Regions from separate parts of the Homo sapiens genome. Here regions 1, 3 and 4 are each linked to region 2. A link is a contact called in ENCODE Hi-C or POLR2A ChIA-PET data. All regions are on one chromosome and are shown on one strand. The core of a region is the stretch at or near the end of the contact, and the rest is flanking DNA. Distances in the headings are between cores, read along the strand shown.

Region 1 (5,543 bases), core at 808-3,307, 5.6 Mb after region 2:
ATTACTTTATCCGTTACAAGAATATCCACAGCTTGTCCTTTAACAGATGGTCTGGAAACAGGTGGTAATAATGGTAACTTAACAAAGTACTATCATTTACAATATTTTAATTCAGAAACCCATATTTATAGAAGAAACTAAGGCACAGTAGAGAGTGGAATGATCCTCAGGATTACATAACAAGTTGTAGTCAGATAAAGCATTGGTATCCAGCTTTCCTGACTCTTAGATTCTGAGAGAGATTTATAATGCTCTTATTTTTTAAGACTATACATCAAATATGTAGCATAAAGAATTCTTAGGCGTATTATGGGCTGATACCCTAAAGAATGCTAATGAAATAAAAAACAAACTGGTGCCAGACTAATGTGATTAATGTCTGCAACCAAATTTCCCCTAAGTAGTAATACCAAGTAGTTGGTTAAGGATTTATTTATTTATTTATTTATTTTGAGACGGAGTCTCGCTCTGTTGCCCAGGCTGGAGTGCAGTGGCGCGATCTCGGCTCACTGCAAGCTCCGCCTCCCGGGTTCACGCCATTCTCCTGCCTCAGCCTCCCGAGTAGCTGGGACTACAGGCGCCCGCCACCACCCCCGCCTAATTTTTTGCATTTTTTTAATAGAGACGGGGTTTCACCGTGTTAGCCAGGATGGTCTCCATCTCCTGACCTCGTGATCCACCTGCCTCGGCCTCCCAAAGTGCTGGGATTACAGGCATGAGCCACCGCGACCGGCCTGGTTGGTTTTTTTTTTTACTCTGCACAATAGGTTTCTGAATGACTTATTAGAGGTGTTTGATGCTGATAGTTTGAAACTGATTCGATCAATTAAAAAATGTTCATTGGTATTGTTTTATTAGTTGCTAGAATATGCATTCAACTTCACTGAAACGAGACTTAAAAGGTAAGAGGTACACTACATCGCGACTATAGGAGTAAGAAAATTTAATTTCTTCACGCCATCTGACCAAGATGTTAAATTACTGAACCCTTTAGTCTTGTTTTTGTTTTGTAGATAGAAATCAAGATGCTGGACAAACCTTTCTCATGGAATAGTCAAAATATTTAAGGAACAAATCTATACAGTTTAATAACTGCCAACATTTGGCAGGGCTCATGCCTGTAATTCCAGCACTTCGGGAGGTCGAGGCGGGCGGATCACTTAAGACTAGGAGTACGAGACCAGCCTGGCCAACATGGCGAAACCCTGTCTCTACTAAAAAATATAAAAATTAGCCGGGCATTGGTGGCTTGCGCCTGTAGTCCCGGCTACACTGGAAGCTGAGGCTGGAGAATCGCTTGAGCCCGGGAAGCAGAGGTTGCAGTGAGCTGTGATTGTGCCACTGCACTGCAGCCTGGGTGGCAGAGAAAGACCCTGTCTCAAAACAAACGAACGAACAAAAAATTGCTGACGTCTGTGAGGTTCTTATTATGTGCCATGAATTGATCTACGTCCTTCACATATGTAAACTCATGCAATCCTAGCATACACACAAAAAACCAATGTGGCAGGTACTATCATTATCGTAGACAAGGAAACCGAGGACCAGAGAAGTTGAAGTAGCTTGGCCTAGGATGTAGGTTGTAACTCCTAGAGCTGAGATCTTGTTTATATACAAAAGGTTTCAAGAATCAAAAGTACTCTAAGCCACTTTGCGTTTCGGCTGTCATCGAGAAAGGGATATCCGAAGTTTCAGGTTCGCAGTTTGTGAAACGGAACGGCCAGCTTTCGTTCTAAGGCGGGCGGAGGTTTAGCCACTCCCTCGTCCTTTGCTCTGCCCCAGACACCCACGCTCGCTTTCCTCTTCTTCCTCCACCTCGCCCTACTTCCCTTCTTCCTATCTTCTCTCTTCTTTCGCCTCGCCGCCGCGAGCCCTCGCTCGGCGACCAGAGCCTCGCATTACTTCCCCTAGCTCCGCCAAGCCTCGCTGCATACGCGACCGCGCGCAGTCCGCCGTCGCGCCCCTATGACGTCACCCGCGCGCCACCGCTTCCGGGCTGGGGACTGGGGGCGGGGCCGCGCGGAGGGCAAGCCGGGGGCGGGGCCGGGGCCAGAGCAGATCTCCGGGCCTCCGCGGCCATAGCTGACTGTGCCGTCCCTTCCCCTCACCCGCTCCACGCCCTCCTGGGCCGAGTGGAGTTGGGTGGTGTCGGGAGCCTCTCCCTGAGGGGCACCGCGTCTTCAGGAGCTGGGCCTCCAGTGCGGCGCGATGTCAGGCGCGGTGACAGCTCTGTGAGTCCGAGGCCGCGGCCGTGGCGCTGGGCGGCTGCGGGGCCTGACCGGTCCGCTCATGGTGCCGCCACGACGCCATCGCGGGGCAGGAAGGCCAGGTAGGCAGGCAGGGAAGGGCCCCGACATCACCGGAGCCCAAACCGGGACGGAGTGCCCACCAGCAGCACCACCTCCTGCCCTCGGTGGCAGCAGGAGCGCCTTGACCGAAACCGTGAAGGTCTCTAGGGGCGGAGGGAGCGGGAGCTGACAGGGGCGCCGGAGCCCTGCGCCCACCGCTGGCAATTGAGGAAGCCGTGCGTGCGCCCTCGCCTCGGCTCCCCGGGGAGGCGTCGCTGCCTTAACTGTCTTCCCCGCTCCAAAACAGAAGGATGATTTCTTTTCCCAGCTGTTTCTTTTAAAATGACTGGATGTTTTGATAGAGGTGGGTGGAGGAGCATGGAGAATCCTTTTCTTTTACCACTTGAAGAGATTGGAAAGGTGCCTTCAAGACCCACAGCAAATCACTTACTCTCCGATAACCAAATTCCACTCCAGCAGATCAGGGACAGAAAAGACACTTTTAGAAACAGTGTCTAGACGCTGTCCCCAGGGATGGATTCCTCTGGATGGAGAGGTGAATGGAGTTCCGTATTTGTGAAACTCAGAGAAGCTATTTTCTGGTAGTTAACTGTTCTTAAATGTGCCGTATGTTGTATATTACTCCCCCTCCCTGCCCGCCCCGTATCGCGTATCTCTCTAAGTATAATCTGAAGCGTGCAGTGGATACCATGAAAGTACTGAGAAAGGTGGCAAGTATGTTTAACACATTTTGGTCCTTTTCATTGATTTGCTTTGAGTTTGAAGATGAAGAGTAAAAAACGATGTGATGAATCTTACCTTGAGTTATTCACGTTTTCATAGCATAATTTCATGGTTGTTTTTAGGGGTGCTGAGTTCTTCACCTCCTTTTAGACTGAGATCTGCCAAGTTTTCCGGCATTGCTCTTGAGGATCTCAGAAGGGCTCTTAAGACAAGGTAGATTCCACGTTTATCCTCTATGTAACTTTCACACTGAACATTAGCTAACAAAAGTCAAATGTTTCTGTTATACTAATGTTCTCATTTTTAATGGTTGTTTTTCTAAAATCATCTCTAATGTGATCTGTATTTTCTAAAAAACAGACTGCAAATGGTGTGTGTATTTGTCATGAACCGAATGAATTCCCAGAACAGTGGTTTCACTCAGCGCAGGCGAATGGCTCTTGGGATTGTTATTCTTCTGCTTGTTGATGTGATATGGGTTGCTTCCTCTGAACTTACTTCGGTATGTACCTTTGGTCCAGGAATGATGTTACATTACAGCCACAATGTTAACTCTTAACCTGTAGTAACTCTAGCCGTTACAATCTCCTGCTTTCTAAAAGCAGTATCTTAAATACTATTGAATTTTTAAAAAACGTTGAATTATTGCCACTTGAAGTTAAAACTGAAAGGATGATCCTTTTTATTGTTTCATACAGTTTTCTTGTATCTTTTAGGGAGGGTTACTTAGAGAGACTATGCATATTTTCTTACATTTGAAAGTGTAACTCGTGGCTTTTTTTCTAAATTCAAATTCTTTCTGTAAATATTATTTTCTAGTGAAATAACTGTCAGGATGCAAAACAATGTCACCATTTAGTAGAAGGTTCAGAGTGCTTTTGGACAAATGAGTAAAAATAATGAGTTTTCATGTATAGGTCACTGTTACAATGCCCATGAGTGGTTGCATCCACATTTATGCTTGCTGACTCAAACCTTATTATAAGATGCATGGTATACCTCATAATTTTCCTTCAGTTAAATTGTATCTTGACAGTTTCCTTCAGTTAAATTGTGTCTTTATTGATGACCTATTGGTAGTAATGTGGCATTTTGAATTTGCAAGCTAGTTTTTCTTTCTACTTGTATACTTTATTCTGCTTGGTTAATGATCCCTATAAAAAGCAACTTTTATTTTCAGAAGTCTGCATTTCAACTTCTACGTTGCAATTTTAAGGCGAATATACAGCAGGAAACTGGCATTTATAAAATGAACCTAATTTTCAAAAGAAGCAGTTTAATACTCAGGTCTCATATTGTAGCTAAGTAAATATTGACATTGGCATTGTATCCTATGAGTATATAAGTTTTTTTTTTTTTTTCTTTTTTTTTTGAGATGGAGTCTTGCTCTGCTCTGTCGCCCAGGCTGGAGTGCAATGGTGCGATCTCGGCTCACTGCAACCTCCGCCTCCCGGGTTCAAGGGATTCTCCTGCCCCGGCCCCCTGAATAGCTGGGATTACAGGCACACCCCACCACGCCAGGCTAATTTTTGTATTTTTAGTAGAGACGGGGTTTCACCATGTTGGTCAGAATGGTCTCAAACTCCTGACCTCATGATCCGCCCGCCTCGGCCTCCCAAAGTGCTGGGATTACAGACGTGAGCCACCTCACCTGGCCAAGTATATAAGTTTTTATGCTTTTCAGAATTAATCTCTGGAATCTAATAGACCATATATTTTTTGCTTTAAAACTCTTCTCTAACCTTCTTTTAGATGAACATTTTGTACTTCTACCTCAAAGAAATGTCTTTGATATTGACAGGGAACTAAACCTATCTTTTAAATTTTATTTTCATTTAAAATAAATAGTTTGTTTTTATATATTAGTTAATAAAATTTAGGACAAAATAGCACCTGGTTAAATTATCATTTAACCATATCTAAGCAAAGTAGAAAGGAAAAAACAATTTGTTGTTTGTGGTAATCATTTCACAATGTATACATATATCGAAACACCATGTTGTAAAAAATACATATATTTGGTGTTTGTCAGTTGTACTTTGATGAAACTGGAGGAAAAAACTCAACTTACCTTAATTTTTTTAAAGTAAAATATTTTAGTAAGAGGATGTTTTACAATCTCATTATTCAAGAATGTATGTAATGTCTCTACTTCTTCAACCAGTTATGCTCATTAAACTTTGGAGATAGGGCCAGGCGCAGTGGCTCACGCCTGAAATCCCAACACTTTGGGAAGATCAGGTGGGCAGATCACCTGAAGTCAGGAGTTCGAGACCAGCCTGGCCAACATGGTGAAACTCAGTCTCTACTAAATACAAAAATTAGCTGGGTGTGGTGGTGGGTGCCTGTAATCCCAGTTACTCTGGAGGCTGAGGCAGGAGAATCGCTTGAACCTGGGAGGCAGAGGTTGCAGTGAGCTGAGATCATGCCATTGCACTCCAGCTTGGGCAACAAGAGTGAAACTCCTTAGCAAAAAAAAAAAAAAAAAAAAAAAAAAAGAAAAACAAACTT
Region 2 (5,789 bases), core at 529-3,028:
GATACTACTGAGCTGAGAGCCTTCAGCAAGTCTTTTCCAAGCTGCAGCCTTTGCTTCTTCCCTAGTAGAGAGTAGCTGCTGGTGATAACCAGTAAAGACCTTCTAAAACCAGGATTTGAATTCTGTTACTACTGGAGACACTGAGAATCCGGAACATGGTCTTTTCCACCTCAGGAACCATCACCATACCCCACCTGAAGAGTAGGGCCTCAGGCAGTTTGAGAGTGAAGTTCCCAGGGACTTCCAGTCTGAGCTGCTGAGCCTGCTTTGATGAGCAGATGCCCTTCCAACCCCCGCTCTGCATACCTGTATTTATGTCGCCCACAGTTGCTTGTTTGTAGTGGCCATAGATGAACAGCATCTCCTCATCCGATGGCTTGGTCTTAAGGTGCCTAACCTCCTCTGCAGCTTTCTCAAACTCAGCCTAAATGGAAGGGAGAGGAGAGGATTGAGGGCCTCCTCTGGGTGGGAGAGGGTAAGAATCCTACTGTGGCCTGATGACAGCCCAGTTACGGGGATGGAGAGGTGGGAAAGGTGGCACCCTTCGGGCAATGCAGCCCCTGAAGTGTGTCTGCCCCTCCCTGCCCCAACAGGGCAGCTAGAAAGATTCAGCAACACAAGAAGGGGAAGCCCCTCCAGTTCACTCATTCAATCGAAAACCATATATCCAGAGCTCTCACAAACGCAGGCATCAGGTCTGGAAATACAGCAGTGAAGAGGGCAGGCCAAGCCTTCGCCCCCAGTGGGGGTCCCCTCTGCGGGAGAAGCAGCGCGGCCAACTGCCTGGCCACCACCGGGCCAGGCACTAGGGAGTGGCCGGGGCTGCAGCGAAGCCCTGGCCTGAGGACAGACGGGGCACAGTATGCTGGAAACAGCTGAAAGGGGACAGGGCATGAGTGCCGCGGTGTCAGCGCCGGAGCCCGTTGGTCCCCTCCCTCCCCCTGGGGCCCGCGCGTTCAACACCGACCTCTGTCCCAGTGCCCGGATTGGCAGAGGCAGGCGGGAGGAGCCAGAGGTCGCCCCACATAGCTCGGTCTCAGACAAGGGTCTACACTGGAGAGAAGGGAGGGGCCCCTGGGTCACCTCTCCCCGGGCCGCGATTCTCCTCGTCCCGCACTCTGAGCAGCCGGCCCCGTACTTCCCCTGACCTCCAAGCTCTCGGCCACGGACTCCTCGCTTCCCCACTCCGCCGCGACGTCCTGCCCTGTGCTTCGGGATGGGGACTGAGTCTCCTCGCTCCTCCAATCCGTGCAACCCCTTCCCCCATCTCTCCATCAAGCACCCTCGACTCCCACCCCTCTCCCGCTACACAGCGAAGTCCACCCCATGGGCAACTTTCCGGCAGTTGCGGGGTGGGCAGCAGATTTAGAAATCCCCAAACGGAAAATCCCGCTCACAAGGCTCTGTCCAACGAATCAGGGCTAGGCATGGGCCCATGAGCAAGTGAGGGGCACGGAAGGAAAGAGCCCGAGAGCTTCTGGCAGCCGGCTGAGCCCCCAACGGGCCTCCCGCCCGCTGCACCTTCGCAGCCTGGCTGTGCACGCGCTGTACCTGAGACATCCTGGCCGACTTGCAAGAACTCCAGGGAGACAGCGGAGGAGGCGAGGACCAGGAAGCGATCGCCCAGATTGCACTGGCAAGCGCCTTTAGAGGCGCGGTCCACTCGCCCCAACCCTGCTCGGGCGAGCACCGGAAAGCCAATCAGAAGCCAGCTATGCGCTAGGGGCGTGCCCAGCCCCCGCCGCGGCGCTAGCCCCGCCCGAGCCCACGTGGGACCGCTTGCGCAAACGCCGGGAGTAGCCGAAGGGGACGCCGGGAACAGGTGGGGACAACGGAAGTAGGGTGCTTAGTTTTGCTGCCGGGAGTTGGTCGAGAGTTGGGTTCAGTCCTGGCCCGTTGTGGGGACGGCACGCGGGGGAAGGGGAGGGGACGGAGACCGAAGAACGGAGGTCCTTATGTTTCTTTTCTTTCCTTAAATCTTGCCCGGCCTGAAGAGGCCGGAAGTTGCATCTCTGGACAAGTAAACTCTGAGACCTGGGAATGGCGGGCGGGACCCGCTCCTCCCTTGGGGTCTAGAGGAGACCCCCGGAGATGGTCCCTGATGAGCAGCGTGATGGTGGAAAGCTGGACTGGTCTCCCGAAAGGCGAAGCCGAGGCTTCTTCCTCTGAACTTTTGGCACGTTCTTTGACTTGCTTGTGGCCGTAGTGTCAGGCCTGTATTGCACATTTATGTCTGTGGTGCATTTCTCCATCTGGTGCGTTAAAGGCAGGGACGGTGTCTTATTTGTCTTGATTTAACAAACTTGGACGGGACGAAGTGCTCAGCAAATATTTGTTAAATGAATGGCTGTTTATTGAACTCCTGTTGGGTAACTTGCACTGTTCTAGACCTTGGCAGACAGCAGTGAACAAAGCGGGTGAATCCCTGCAATCTTGGAACTTACAAGTAGGGACAGTAGTTTATACAATAAGTTAAATATAGAGTACTTTAGGGGCTTAGAGAGTTGGAAGTTTATAGTTTTAAATGGAGGAGGGGGAGTATTGAGGGAAGGTGACATTTGAGAAAGTTCCTCAAGGAGGGGAGGGAAGATTCCAAGCAGAGAACAAGTGTAAAGGCGTGGGCAAGGAACCAGGGGAAGAGTAGAAAGATGAGGCTGGAGAGTTTTGGCGGTGGCAGACTGGCTAGGTGATGCAGAAGTTGGCCATCACAGGGACTTTGACTGTCATGCTGAGTGAGATGGGAAATCGTAAAAGGGTTTGAAAAGAGGATGAGGAGACGGAGGGGAACGTCTTTGCGAGATTGTTACACAGCCTAATCTCCATGGGAACTGAAAGGAGCAGCACAGGTGTCTGGAAGTGTTTTAGGATCGATGTTTAAGAAGCTAAAGGAAGACTTCTCTGGCAGTGGTTGCAAAGGAGCTGGGTGAAGAGAGGGAAATGATGGAAAATTCTCTGGAGATCATTAAAAAAGCAAAGTCATTCCTCTCTAATTCATAATTTGTGGCAAGAGGGCTGGACTACAAATCTCTGCCCTGCCTACACCTTCCCCCTCCCCAGGGAAGGTAGACGCTTTCAGACTTAACTTGCTAACTTAATGTAGGTCACGTTTTATGGAATGTTTGGGAAGAAATGAAGATGCAATAGGGAACAAATCTAGGGTTTTCAGTCTGAGCATAATTTTGTTTGAGAAAGGAAAACCAAACAAATTAACAAAAATCTTGGAGTTAAATATGGGGAAAGTACACTGAAGTGTAAGAAATGCAGGTTTCTTCGAAAATCACAATTCAGAGCTGCTTTTTCCATTTGAGGCCTGGATTTGTTTTTGCTCTACTTGGTGCTTACAGCTTCCTTGATGGAAACTCAGATTATTGCTTGTGTGGGCCAGATTTGCAGTCAAATACATCTCCTAGTCAGCAGGTTTTAAGTTAGGGTATTGTTGAGATTAGGTACTTTGAGAATGCAGTTATCACTTCTCAAAGATCAGTTGCTTTTAGTTTTTTAGTTTTTGTTTTTTAATTATTTTCGCGTGTGATGTGGTCTCACTCTTTTACCTAGGCTGTAGTTCAGTGGCACAATCTCAGCTCTCTGCAGCCTTGAACTCCAGGCCTCAAGCGATCCTCCCACCTTAGCCTCCCGAGTAGCTGGAAATGTGGGCACAACCACCATGCCTGGCTAATTTTTTTATTTTTATTTTTATTTTTTGTAGAGATGGGGTCTTGCTATGTTGTTGGTCTTGATCTCCTGGGCTCAAGGGATTCTCCCACTTTGGCCTCCTAACGTGGTGGGAGTACAGGTGTGAGCCACTGCGCCTGGCCTTGATTGAATATTGCTTTTCATAATTCTGAGAATGCAAGATCCTCAGCTCTGTTTATGTCCTTGTTAGCCACCGTAACATGTTGTAATTATTTTATTTACAATTATTTTAATTTTAATTTACTTTTCTACTGTCTAACCCTCTGCCTCTGCCTCCCACCAAACACACATAAGCCAGGAGGAGATGGGGTCATTGTGTATCAGTCACTGCTGAATCTCCAAGTGTCTGGCACTTCTTAGGCACTCAACAAATAGTTGTTGAATGAATAAAGTGTTTTTCTCTCTATGAAGATTTATTCTGTCTGATTAACTGAACTTGGAAACCATCTAAATTTGTTAGAACTGAATGTAAAACTATGGGGTTGAGTAAAGTAGATGAACTCTGGTGCAAGGACCATGTAATCTCTTTGTACCACTCCCAGCTTTGGAAGCAGAGCACCTGGAGATGAGAAACCTGACCAGCCAACTTGTCAGCCAAATTGACCCTGCCAATCAATAGAGAGGCCATTGTCATTGTTGTAGTTTGCCTTCACATCTGGGAATACCACTTTTTATTTATTATTTATTTATATTTTTTTCATAGAAACCACTCTTGTCTGCCACAGGCTTCACTCGGTGGGTCTCAGAATAAAGCCAGATGGGCAAGATCTCTCTCTCTTTCTCTCTTCTCTCTCCTCTCTCCTCTCCCTCTCTCTCTGCCCTACCTCTCTCTCCCTCCCCCTTTCTCCTATCTCTGTCTGTCTGTCTGTCTGTCTGTCTCTCTCTCTCTCTCTATTTTTTTGAGACAGGGTCTCACTCCATTACCCAGGCTGGAGTGCAGTGGCACAATCATGGCTCACTGCAGCCTTGACTTCCTGGGCTCAGATGATTCTCCCACCTCAGCCTCCCGAGTAGCTGGGACTACAGGTGTGTGCCACCATGCCTGGCTAATTTTTTGTAGAGATGGGTTTTTGCCATGTTGCCTGGGTTGGTCTTGAACTCCTGAGCTCAAGTGATCCCTCTGCCTCGACCTCCCAGGATGCTGGGATTACAGGCCTAAGCCACTGTGCCTCGCCCTGGCAAGATATATTAATAAGTGAAAGCATTTCTTGCTCATTAGGTGGGAATAGTAGTTTCATATTAAGTTTCTTAGTATAAATGAAACCTCTAATTTCTGAAAGTAACCTAATCACCAGAAAATGAACTACGATTTCAGGAGAGCTTCCTAGTTGCTCTAGTAACTAGAGTTACTATAAGGCGAGGGTTAGGGTATCCACAAATGATGGATTACATTCATTCTGTATTTTCTTTCCGGTTACTTGGAATGTGACTCCTGTGGCAGGGCTTCAGCAGAGCTGGAGGAGACTAGTTTTTTTTTTTTGCCTTTTTTTTTTTTGAGACAGAGTCTTGCTCTGTCGCCCAGGCTGGAGTGTAGTGGTGCGATCTCGGCTCACTGCAAGCTCCGCCTCCCGGGTTCACGCCATTCTCCTGCCTCAGCCTCCCGAGTAGCTGGGACTATGGGTGCCCGCCACCACGCCCGGCTAATTTTTTGTATTTTGGGTAGAGACGGGGTTTCACTGTGTTAGCCAGGTTGGTCTCGATCTCCTGACCTCGTGATCCGCCCGTCTCGGCCTCCCAAAGTGCTGAGATTACAGGCGTGAGCCATGTCGCCTGGCCCAGGAGACTAGTTTTAAAGGGAAGAAGGGACTTTGGAAATGCTTCTGGATAGGATTGGGGAGGTATGGGTGGAGTTTTTTTGTGAAGGCTGAGGGAGGTGAGAGTTGGTGGGGGTGGGGTAAGAATGAAGCCTGGCTTTCCTCATAACTGGTGAGAGGAGGCCTGGCAGCTGGAGGTGTTAGCAAGTCCTGTGCCATTCCTACCCTCTCCTTCCTTTGGGTGTTCGTCTTCAGAGGAATTGTGGCAAGGCGGGCAGGAGAGAAGAGTAAACAGGTGTGGCATGCACATGTTTACCATTTTCTTCTTCCTCTTCTTTTTGC
Region 3 (5,560 bases), core at 757-3,256, 8.0 Mb before region 2:
AGCACTATGAGGGGAAAAAATTTATCTCTAGATTACTTAGTAAACAAACACGTTTTTATTGAATGCCTGCTATGTGGTGACCCAGTAACTGTGGAGAACAATATAGATATTTAAGATTTAAATACTATCCTCCGGCGTTCTGAGACCCTCCTTTCTGTGGCATACAGGTCTTAGAATGTTAGATTCAAGAAGGTCTTAGATTTATGCATAAGTCCCCCATTTTTTAAACAAATAGAAGCAAACTGATTTTCCACTGACCTCTGTGTTTCTGAGGTGCACATCCTTGTTCCTGTGACTTTGACACCTCTGTTAATGGGTCTGTAATAAAAATTCCTGGAAGAAACCCAGAGATATTTTGACATTACACAACAGTTTCTCCCTCAGTCTCTGCCCCACAAGTGCCAGCTCCCTTGACCCTCAGAGCCCAAGTTGGGTAGCTCCTTACCTCTGGTTCGGGTGAGTCCCATTCCCATCTCTCTCATTTCAACTGCTCCAGTGGAAATGTGGTCTGGAATATGCATGAAAGGGGTGGATCCAGAATGTACGAAGAAACCAAGAAGAAGCTGAACAGGGAAGAATGGTACAGGAAGTTGTAAGGGGTATTTAAGGAAAGGAGAAGAGATGGGGCGGAAAGGTGCTTTCTGGATCAAAGTAGGGTGAAAACGTCGGGATGCAGGTTAGTCACACCACGGAGGGCCTCACCACTAGTCTGATTAATTTGCATTTTATCCTGTGGGAGATGAGGAGCGAAAGAAAGGGTTTTAGACTCTAGCTTTGGGGGTGGGGTGTCAACTCATGTCTCTGGGCTTAAGTTTCCACATCTGTTAAGCTGGAGAAGTAATACTTGCTGGGCTAACCAATGTACACAACCAGTCATAACCAAGTATCGATGGTGATAAGAACTAAACAGAAAACACAAATAACACTTAGCCAGTCTCCAAGGGGGTGGTTTAAGGTTAGGTGGCAAGCCTGAAGTAATTTCTAAAGTCCCTCAGGAAAAAAATTCTGAAACTTGAGCCACAAATTAAGAGGCAGACGGCTTTTCTCCTTGCAAATGACCTGCCACACAGTCCGTCACTGCCTCTGCTAGCTCTGCTACCCTTGGGCCCTGTCCACAGCCCACGTGGGAGACCTTTTCACGGGATCTACTCGGATGTCTGGGATCTGGCCACTACCGCAGGCTCGAGACAACCCAGGTGCGTATGCGCCGCGCACACGGAACAGCACAGGCTGCCCCGGGGCAGGGGCGGGGGCGGGGCCGAGGCCGGGGCGGAGCCAGGACTGGGAATCCCCGCGCCGTCCGGCCGGTGGGGGCGGTGGCCTGTGTGTGGGCGTGGCGGGCCTCTGCGCAGGCGCCGACCCACTCCCCTGGGCCGGGCGCGCGCCCGCGGCGGGTTCCGCTACCGCCGGGCGGAGGGGTGCGCGCGCACGAGCGAGCGGCCGTGACGTGCGCCGCGCTACGCCCGACGTCACGGGTCCGTGTGTAGTGGCTGCCGGGCTGCCTGCCCTCAGCGGCGGCGCCTGACGAGGGTGCCGCGGCCGCTGGGCGCAGCGTTCGGGGGTTGCACGGCCCGCGGCGGCGACGAAAACAACGACCAGGACGCTCGGCGCCCCTGTCCGCAGAGTCGCCACTCCCGCCTCTTCTCCGGTCTCTAGCGACGCGGGCCCGCGGCTTCCTCCTTTCCTGCCCAGTTCCCGCGGGCCTCGGGGTTGCAGCGGCTAGAAGTGCCGAGGAGCGCCAGGAGGACCCGGCCGGCTGCGAGGATTCACGCGCCCGCCACCCCGCCCGGCCCGGGCTTCATGTGAAAGAGGGACGGGCCTGGCCCCAAGGCCCGCGCCCGACTCCTCGCGCGCCCCTCCGGTCCCCGGGGGCCCTGCGGCAGCCCCCGACCTGGGGCCGCGGTGACAGGCCGCGCTGGGGCGGAGGGGCGGGCTCGGCGGGGGCGGCCCCTCCTTGGGCCTGCGGCTCTCTACGTCCCTGCGGAGCAGCCGGTACGTGCGTGTGTGCGTGCGCGCGCGCTTGTGTGTGTGTGTGTGTGTGTGTGCGCGCGTGTGTGTCGGGGGCCGCGGGCTGGGCGCCGGGAGGGGGGCTGGCGGCGGCCTAAGCGCCGCTCCAGGGGCGGAGATTTCGCTGGGTGATTGCCTAGCTGCGGGAGGGCGGACCTTGGGCCCCCTGCATCCAGTCCTAAAGCCCAGGTCAGCGCGAAGTAGGCTGCTGGGCTGTGTTAGCTGTCAGACACGTACCCTGCAGAGATTTTAGAAGAAAGGTTGCATCTGGTCTTGGGATGAAGCAGAAATGGTACATGCAGTAAGCGAAAAAGTGCTTGTCTTTGCACTGTCACAGTGTGGTAATCTTTTGATGTAAGGTTGTTTCCCCCTTTTCTCTTTACGGAATATTTAGGTAGCACTTAGGGTGCTCTTAGTCTGCGCCCGGCAGTTGTCATGCATTATCTCTCTTCATCTTCCCAGCTCAATGAGGTGGGTAAATTGCCCCATTTTGCAGGTGAAAACTTGAGGCTCAGAGAGATTAAGGCATTTGTCCAAGGTCATGAAGGTAGTAATCCAGGAAGGCTTGGTTCGAATATGCAGATGTCTTTTTGTAAGACTGTATTTCTCGTCTTGCAAAAAATAAATACGTTTAGAAAATGAGACTAACTGGGCAGTTTCTTTAATGGGATAAATTCTAAACACATAGACAGATACAGTTTAGTTTTCCCTAACGTAAGCTCTTCGATATCTTTTGCCAAATCATTTTCTTGGCTTTAAAAAAAATTTAAAAGATGGCTTCAGATACCTTTACTTTTTATGTACTAGTACTGGACAGAAAAAAATTATTCTCTCACAAAAAATAAATACATTTGGTAAAACTGCATAGATCTTGAAAAGTCACAAATTTACTTTTGTAGTTTGACCTTGATGCCCAAAGGGAACTCACAGTTGGGTTATTTGCTTGAGATTTCCTTGTTGCAAAATTTGTTGCTGGATTATGTGGCAATTTAGTGATTTGTTCGTTGTCTTATGCAATCTTTTTTAGTTCGATGTCAAATTTTAATGCGTAGAATATCGTAGGAAGTTTGATGGTGTGATTCTTTTTCATTTGTATGGAGTGCTACTAGTCAGTGTTTATAAGTTAACTGAAAATTCTCATTTTAGCATGAGTTTTGTATTTTTTAAAACTATGGTGAGAGGAAAAAATAAGGAGCCAGAGCTCTGTACTGAAAAAAAGTCGATACATTTCCTTTGAGTAATTGAAGCTCTATGCATAATTGCAAATGTTTAACAAATCTATTGATGCCCAGTTATATTACTCTGTAATTTTCCTAGTATATTATCAAGTTGAAGAAAATTTGTGGTCTTGCAGTCTCTGTGGAGAAAAGGTGAAATTACAAAGTTAACATGTGGATGGTTTACAGATTGATTTGTTGTTTGGTTAAAATATAAACATGTTGAATCTTATTGAATTATGTTGTATATGATATCATTATAGAATGGTTATCCATGTGCCTCTTTTGAGAAACTAGCTGTTAAAGGCTTATCTTAAATAATTGGATTGCATTAGAGACTGAGTCTTATAAGCAATGTTTTAGGGGGAGCTTTTGTTTCTAGTTTACTTTATTGGTACCAAAGGGTTAAACTAACAGGTGCTGTATTAAAATAAAGTCATGTTTGATACTCTGCATTTCCTACAGCGTTGGTTTCAGGTTGATTTTCTCTTTCCCTATAGAATTGGAGCTATTTCCCCCCACCTCCCACTTTTTATTATCAAACAATTTCAAGCATACAGAAAATTTGGTAATAGTAAACCACTTGTATCTTGACCCTCTAGATTAAACATTTGTTGTTATCTTGCCATATTTGCTTTATCTATAGGTACATGTACAGGCATACCTTAGAGAGATTGTGGCTTTGGTTCCAGACCACTGCAATAAAGGAAAAGAAGTGAGTCACATAAACTTTTTAGTTTCACGGTGCATATAGTTATGTTTACAATATACTGTAGTCTATTGTGTGCAATGGCATTATGTCTAAAAAAAGTATATACCTTAATTAAAAAATTATTTATTGCTAAAAATTTCTAAAGAAATTTGAGCCTTTAGGGAATTGTAATCTTTTTGCTGGTGGAGGGTCTTGCCTCCATGTTGATGGCTGCTGACTAGTAAGGATGGTTGATAAGGGGTGGTTGTTGAAGTTTGGGATGGCTGAGGCAATTTCTTAAAGTAAGACATTAGTGAAGTTTGCCGCATCGATGGACTCTTCCTTTCAGGAAAGATTTCACTCTGGCATGTGATACTGTTTGATAACATTTTACTCACCATAGAACATTTTTCAAAATTGGAGTCAGTCCTTTCAAACCCTTCATCAACTAATTGCTTATCACCTATCATCTAAGTTGCTTATCGTTGCTTTATCAACTAAGTTTTTGTAATCTAAGTCCTTTGTTGCTACTTCAATAATATTCACATCATCTTCACTAGGAGTAGATTCCATCTCAAGAAGCCACTTTCTGTCCAGGCGTAATGGGGTCACGCTTATAATCCCAGCAGTTTGGGAGGCTGAGGCAGGAGGATTGCTTGCGCCAAGGAATTCAAGAACAGCGTGGGCAACATGGCAAAATCCCATTAAAAAAATATAGAGGTTAGCCGGTTGTGGTGATTTGGGAAGCTGAAGCAGGGAGAGTGCTTGAGCCGGGGAGGGGAGGTCAGGGCTGCAGTGAGCTGTGGCAGTGCAGACCAGCCTGGGCAACAGAGCAAGACCCTGTCTTAAAAAAAAAAAAAGGCCACTTTGTTTCCTCATCCATAAGAAGCAACTTTTCATCTGTTCAAGTTTTAGCTCTGCTTCTAATTGTAGTTCTCTTGCTCTTTCCGTCACATCTACAGTTACTTCCTCCACTGAAGTCTTAAACCCCTCAAAGTCATCCATGAGGGCTGGAATCAGCTTCTTCCAAATTCCTGTTAATGTTGATATTTTGACCTCCTCCCATGAATCATCAGTGTTCTTAATGGCATCTAGAATGATGAATCCTTTCCAGAAGGTTTTCAATTTACTTTGCTCAGATCTGTCAGAAGAATCTGATCACTGTCTATGGTAGTTATAGCCTTACAAAATGTATTTCGTTTGTTTTTCTTTTTTTAGTTTCACAGTGCGTATAAAGTTATGTTTACAATATACTGTAGTCTGTTAAGTGTGCAATGACATTCTAAAAAAGCAATATATATATATATATATATATCAATTAAAAATTATTTGTTGGCCGGGCACGGTGGCTCACGCCTGTAATCCCAGCACTTTGGGAGGCCGAGGCGGGCAGATCACGAGGTCAGGAGATCAAGACCATCCTGGCTAACAGGATGAAACCCCGTCTTTACTAAAAATACAAAACAAACAAACAAACAAAAAAAACCACTAGCCGGGCATGGTGGCGGGTGCCTGTAGTCCCAGCTACTCGGGAGGCTGAGGCAGGAGAATGGCGTGAACCCGGGAGGTGGAGCTTGCGGTGAGCAGAGATGGCGCCACTGCACTCCAGTCTGGGTGACAGAGCGAGACTCCATCTCAAAAAAAA
Region 4 (5,711 bases), core at 1,305-3,804, 7.3 Mb before region 2:
CTTCTAGAAGGATTATCCTCAATAAATAAAGTAATTGCCATTGAGGTAGGGAGAAGGTGTCTTTCTCCTATTTTTAACTCTTCATTCACTGTTAACTTTACTGTTTGTTTGGTTTTGTATTTAGAGCGTGCTTGTTGGCCCACTGGGTATGCTCAGTTACTGGAAGATGTTTTGGCTGTGGCCTCAGACAGGCACTTGAGGCATAGATGTACATACAGGTCTGCCACCTGAAGAGGCAAACTGACTTGACTTGGCCCAACCTCTCACCTCTGTTGAGGGGACCTCTTCCTACTCACTGCAGATGGGTTCACTTGTTCCCACCACAAGCGCAGAATGCCTTGTACTTCACAACCCTTTGCTCCCCAGGGAGCTCTGCAAGTCCCCAGAAATACTTGCCCAACCACGGGCACCCTTGGAAGGGTCCAGCTGCTGACCACCAGCATCATGTGACTCCCAGTGCCAGTGACATCTGGAGGAATTGAGCAATGGCTGAGGTGGAATTTCATTTGGCACTTAATGCAATCCTCTGCTTCTGCCAGAGGCGGTGAATTCTATATAAAGCTGCCAAACCTGGCCGTCTTCTCACTGAGCCTTGACCCCTTCCATCCAAGGGCAAGGCAATGGATTGCTGTGCATGACTCACGCGCAGTAACTGTGGCATTGGGGCCTAGCCCAGCTGAGCTGAGCAGAGCAGGCCGGCCTGGCGGAAGTGGGTCCTCTCCGCTCTAACCTCTGGCTCTGATGAGCAGCTACATAAACTGAGACAGGATATAGACACATCCTGCCTGAGTTAGCAGCAAGAAATAGCCGCCCCCCACCCCCCCTGCAGTTCTCGCACAGCAGGGATCCTGCCATAAATCAATCCGAAGTCTAATGTGGAATGGCTTGCAAGCAAGGGCTGCACCGCTGTTTGTCTCCCAAGGCAAGTGTTGAAGGTCTGAAACCTGAGTCCTGGAGAACTGCTTGGGCTGCTGGGCTGGGCTGGGCACGGGGGCGGGGGTCAGGCAAGCCCATCCTCTTCAGACATGAGAATGCCTCTCAGCCTCACCTCCTCAGTGACTGAATTGGAATAATGACAGTGGCTCCTGTCCCTTTAACCCAGGACCTGCCGTATACACACACATAAACATATGCTCAAGTTACGTGCTCCGGGAACCACAGTCTCATGTGCAATTATATAAACATGCCCAGCACGGATCCAGCACTTAGGATGTGTCAGACTCCGTGCCGGGACATTTATACGCACTTCGTGCTGCTGGATGAGTTATCTCCTGTTATTATTCCTACTTTCCTACTTTGCAGATGAGGAAACTGGAGCTAAGAGAGGCTGCCTTGTTTATAGGCAGTGCAGATGATCCCAGTGCAGACTGAGGGGCCTCGCTCCCAAGCACCACTGATGCCTGCGCACTCCCAGGCTGACGCAAGCACAACCACAGGCACATGGAGTGCCGTGTACACACGTAGACCGAAGCAGCACTCCTCCACGCCAAGCTCCAAGCTCAGGCGGGGTGAGGGGTGAGGCCTCACAACCCCCTGGATTTCAAAGACTTATAAAAGAGTTGGTGTCTCCAATACCCATATCATTATCATATCAATAAGGTATCATTGTCACATGATAGGCTCAGGGTATCTCCTCTCTGACAGACTCTAAGAATCAGACCGCGGCAGGGTGGGGGTAAGAGGGATGTACATTACGTTTTTTGGTAAAATCAAATGGTAGTTTTTATTGCAAAAGTCCAACGGCAGAGGAAGAGGGCAGAGAGAGGCCCAGCAATGTTTCCAAGCATCTACAAAGACTTTCATCACAGATGATTTCCTCTCAGCAAGAAAACGTGATGGTTTAAAAGAGAAAACCAGCAGCGAGGAATTACAAATCCCCAAAGGATCCAGGCCGCAGGATTCCCTCGCATCTGTGTGCCTTTGCGGCGCCCAGCGGAGCGAGCAAGTCCCTGGGCAAGGCTGGAGTTGCCTGGAGTTCACCGGAGCCTGGCCGGTCGGACCCTGGCTGGGGAGCAGCACAGAAGCAACTTGTGATGTGAACTCTCACCTAACTGTTCTTTAGGGAGACAATTCTGGCCCCACACATTTCACATGCCCCGCACAAAGAAACAGAAAGCGGGCGACACGCCCTGGGAGGGCGGGCTGGCGGCTTCTCCAGCTCGGAGCGCGTGGAGGCTGCGCGTAGGGGTCCGGGACGCGGGACAGGGACTCCGCGCAGCCCAGGCGCCGGGGAACCGGGGCTGGAGTCGGGGATCTGAGCCCAGCGGACGCCTCCTCCGCCTGGAGGCCCGGCACGGACCGGGACACCAGGGCGTCCGTGGCCGTGGCTCGGCCCCTGGCTGCTGCGGGCCGCGGCCTCCAGTGGGTCCCCAGGACCCTTCCCCACGGCGGGTACTCACCGAGGCTGAGAGGCCACGCCGTGCTGTTGGGGCTTCTCGTCGACCACATTCCTGGGCGTCAGCCCGGGCAGAGACCGCGGGGACTGGCCAGGCCGGGCCAGGCCGGGCCGGGGGAGGGTCGCGCTCCCGGGCTCCTGACCCTCGGCGGCGAGAGGAAGCGGCACCTGGGTCACACTCCTCCCGCGCGGGCCGAGGGGAGGGGCTCTGGCCCGGAGATAGGCAGACTTCATTTATTTTTTTTCTGCAGACTTGGCTGGTGGGGTTTCCACCCCCTTTTTTTTTTTTAAACACACACCCGCCCACTTCTGAACTCTTCTTTGCTCCAACTTTCCTGCGCAAGAACCACGCTTTTCTAACCGTTTCTCTTTCCATCTGCCACTACCGGATACAGAGGTTGTGGTTGAGAATTCCCCCTGGAGTGCAGGGAAAACTCCCCAATGTGACATGATGGCCTGGCCCAGCACTGTCGGGGATGGTGACCAAATAGGGCAGACCTGTGTTGAAATCTTGGCTGGCTGCGCGGCCGCTGGATAGCTGGGCGGCCTCTCTCAGCTGCGGGGCATTTGTCCCTGGAGAGAGTCCCTGTCTTGTTGGCCTTTGGGGGCCCTGTACTCATGGATGGGCTGTTGAGCAAAGATCATTCCAAAACAGGAAGAATTGCTGGACAAGAGTCGTGATTTGTTCCCATTGCTTTTGTCTGAAGCTGCCAGACACAGTGCAGTTTGTGAATTCGCTCTACTTTTGCCATGAAAATCTCCACGTGGATTTCGATACATACCTTTGTTGGTTAAATGCAGTCAAATGGCACCACCTACAAAAAATGTATCATAGCATTATCTGCCCCTTCTGCCCAGAGACAAGGGCAGGGAACTTGAGGCCCTTGTTTTAAATCCCCACCCAGGGGAACACCCTGTGCTTCTCCTGTGTGATGTCTGAACCTTCCTGTGCTGCTTTTCATTGTTTACTTTATAGTTCCCCAAGCACTTTTGTGACGCCCACCTCTCCCCTACCTTCTGCCATTAAGGCCTATCCTGCACAATCCGGAGAGCCAGGCCAGCTGTCTGTACAATGTATGGGCGGTGCCTTTGGGACTGTCATCTGCATTGAATACAATGAGAGGCTGCGCCCTGGAGATTTGCAACACAGAGGCTTTGCTCACCTCTAGCCGGGCTGCACAAACTCCAGGCCTTCTTGACGCAGTGGGAAAGCACTCATGATTCACTTTAGTTAGATCATGAAGAACCCCCGATGCTGATAGATCTTTACTCCAACTGCCATGTGCAGCACAGCCATGTTGAATTGAAATAAACTACTCACAGAATGCCTTTGGCCTGGTGGGGAAGCCCTGAGTCTTGATTTCCTCATCTATAAAATGGAGGCAAGAACACCTGCATTCCGGGGTTTTACAGAGGCAGTGATTGTAGAATCACAGTGGGAACAGAAAAGGCATTTAATAAACAGCAATGAGTAATGATTAATTTATTTTTATTTATTTATTTATTTATTTTTCTGAGACGGAGTTTTTGCTCTTGTTGCCCAGGCTGGAGTCCAACGGCGTGATCTCGGCTCACCACAACCTCCGCCTCCTGGGTTCAAGCAATTCTCCTGCCTCAACCTCTCGAGTAGCTGGGATTACCAGCATGTGCCTCCACGCCTGGCTAATTTTGTATTTTTAGTAGAGACGGGGTTTCTCCATGTTGGTCAGGCTGGTCTCGAACTCCCGACCTCAGGTGATCCACCCACCTTGGCCTTCCAAAGTGCTGGGATTACAGGCGTGAGCCACTGCACCCGTGATTACTTTAACAGTTTAACTTTTTTTTTTGGTAATACATACACATACGTCTACGTGGAACAGTAGTCCCGCTCCTCTGTCCTGAGAGAAAATAACTTTAATTATCTGAAATGCAGCTGGAAAGTTGGAAAGAAGCAGAAAGTTCTGCCAGGTAACAACGGACAAGTCATTAGGTCATTGCAGCACACTTAGAGAAGTCACTTTTACAGACTCATTTAGAACCTACTGGCCTTAGACGTAATCATAAGAGATTTCCTTAATTTCTTAGGGTAAGACAGGTTGAAGGCATCAAAATGTTGCAGAGAATTCCTTACAGAAAATAAGCCAAAAATTAATAAACTAACGAACTAAACAGTGAAAATTGAAAGCCCCACAAACTGCAGAGGTCAGATACAAGAACGAAGTAGCATTTGTTACAGAACTAAAGCAATCTCAGCTCCAGCCATCACTGGAGGATGTGACAGTTCCTTGCGCTATTAAAGACCACAGGGCTTTGGAACTCAATCTGGGTTAGTTACTCTACTGCCTACTAGCTGCGTAACCTTCAGCATTTCACTTTCTTTCTCTGAGCCTCATTTTTCTCAGCCTGGAAATTGGAGCAATCTGCAAAGTTAGGCTGTTGTGAGTAATATATTCGATAATAATTAAAGAGGTAATTACAATGAGAGTACACTGGAGTTACTTAAAGATATTGGCCCCCTTCCTCCTCTAACACATACTTTGTTCATAGTAAGGACCCCAAGTCATTTGAAAAAGAAAGTAAATAGTGTGTCTTAGTGTGTAGCAAATTAGCTAACAGGGAAACATTTGACATATTTTAGAAAATTTAACTATGAAAGTGTCTAATGTTAAATAAATGACTCTTAAGAAGGGAAAATAATTATGTGAAAAATTTAATTATATGGTAACAGTCTGACATAAGTCAAGAAATGTATTATTAGTGTGTCTTCATGTGTTGGATATTTATTAATGAAGTTAAAAAAAAAACTCAGCTATATCTTGCAATAATAAACCAGTTCTTATCTTGTCTAGTTCCCATAAATACTCTTAAACGGAGTATTGCCAAGAGTCCATTGTAAAGATGAGAACCCAGAAGTTCAGCACAGTGACAAGAACTTGCTCTGCAGTGCAGCCGGGATGGACGGTTCTAGCTGTGTCTTCATTGACTGTCTGTGGCTGATACAAGCTGCAGAGCCCTCCAAGATGTGAGATGGTATGATCCAGTCCTGGAGATGAATTTTCTCTTCCTCTTCAGGGAAGAAACTGCTCATGGGAAACTGCCTTCCAAATCCTCAGTGCTAGTTCCTTATTGGGAGTGGAGTTGGCGGTCCCCTGCTGCTGTTGCTGTCTCCTGGGTGAGCCCTTACAGATGGTGGTAGGTAGATGTTGCTTGGGCCTTTAATGAAAGGTTTTGCCCCTCATCACAGTAACACATGCTCTTTGTGCAAAAAGAAAAAATAAAAAAGAAAAAGCCAAAAAGATACCTAAACCCTAAGAATTGCTTGCAATCTCCAGCACAT

What was found. Hi-C counts contacts between places; a loop is a spot of excess contacts on that map. ChIA-PET counts read pairs that join two places held with the same protein, here RNA polymerase II (POLR2A). Pooled maps may share reads with other maps.
Region 1: a map of naive thymus-derived CD4-positive, alpha-beta T cell shows a loop between it and region 2 (12-fold over the local background). The contact joins the promoter of SLC35F5 here to the promoter of C2orf76 in region 2. A Hi-C loop is called at or near these places in 1 of 168 maps with a recorded cell type or tissue (naive thymus-derived CD4-positive, alpha-beta T cell) and 9 of 50 pooled maps. POLR2A ChIA-PET finds 5 or more read pairs at or near these places in 1 of 52 experiments (activated naive CD4-positive, alpha-beta T cell).
Region 3: a loop to region 2 is called in a map with no recorded cell type, with 14 times the contacts of the local background. The contact joins the promoter of MAP3K2-DT here to the promoter of C2orf76 in region 2. A Hi-C loop is called at or near these places in 2 of 37 single-sample maps with no recorded cell type and 7 of 50 pooled maps.
Region 4: a map of CD4-positive, alpha-beta memory T cell shows a loop between it and region 2 (19-fold over the local background). The contact joins the promoter of GYPC here to the promoter of C2orf76 in region 2. A Hi-C loop is called at or near these places in 3 of 168 maps with a recorded cell type or tissue (CD4-positive, alpha-beta memory T cell and naive thymus-derived CD4-positive, alpha-beta T cell) and 11 of 50 pooled maps.

Annotation. Positions count from the first base shown.
Region 1 is chr2:113,753,156-113,758,698 of GRCh38, reverse strand. It overlaps SLC35F5 (solute carrier family 35 member F5), which reads left to right and starts at 2,057. Exons shown (of 16, transcript NM_025181.5): 1 at 2,057-2,329; 2 at 3,155-3,245; 3 at 3,393-3,534. The coding sequence starts at 2,290. RefSeq lists enhancers at 1,282-1,331, 1,512-1,691 and a silencer at 1,902-2,131.
Region 2 is chr2:119,362,823-119,368,611 of GRCh38, reverse strand. It overlaps C2orf76 (chromosome 2 open reading frame 76), which reads left to right and starts at 1,778. Exons shown (of 6, transcript NM_001322331.2): 1 at 1,778-1,822. It overlaps DBI (diazepam binding inhibitor, acyl-CoA binding protein), which reads right to left and starts at 1,635. Exons shown (of 4, transcript NM_001079862.4): 1 at 1,552-1,635; 2 at 307-424. The coding sequence starts at 1,560. RefSeq lists enhancers at 515-714, 1,245-1,574, 1,945-2,204 and a silencer at 1,675-1,824.
Region 3 is chr2:127,383,884-127,389,443 of GRCh38, reverse strand. It overlaps MAP3K2-DT (MAP3K2 divergent transcript), which reads right to left and starts at 2,006. Exons shown (of 4, transcript NR_187129.1): 1 at 1,892-2,006; 2 at 446-563; 3 at 259-333. MAP3K2 (mitogen-activated protein kinase kinase kinase 2) reads left to right here and starts at 1,469. Exons shown (of 17, transcript NM_001371910.2): 1 at 1,469-1,992. It overlaps LOC124906074 (a long non-coding RNA gene), which reads right to left. Exons shown (of 4, transcript XR_007087227.1): 3 at 3,889-3,920; 4 at 3,283-3,364. RefSeq lists a silencer at 1,180-2,049.
Region 4 is chr2:126,653,001-126,658,711 of GRCh38, reverse strand. It overlaps GYPC (glycophorin C (Gerbich blood group)), which reads right to left and starts at 2,554. Exons shown (of 4, transcript NM_002101.5): 1 at 2,400-2,554. The coding sequence starts at 2,448. RefSeq lists enhancers at 855-1,084, 1,275-1,524, 982-1,821, 2,615-2,904 and a silencer at 2,155-2,524.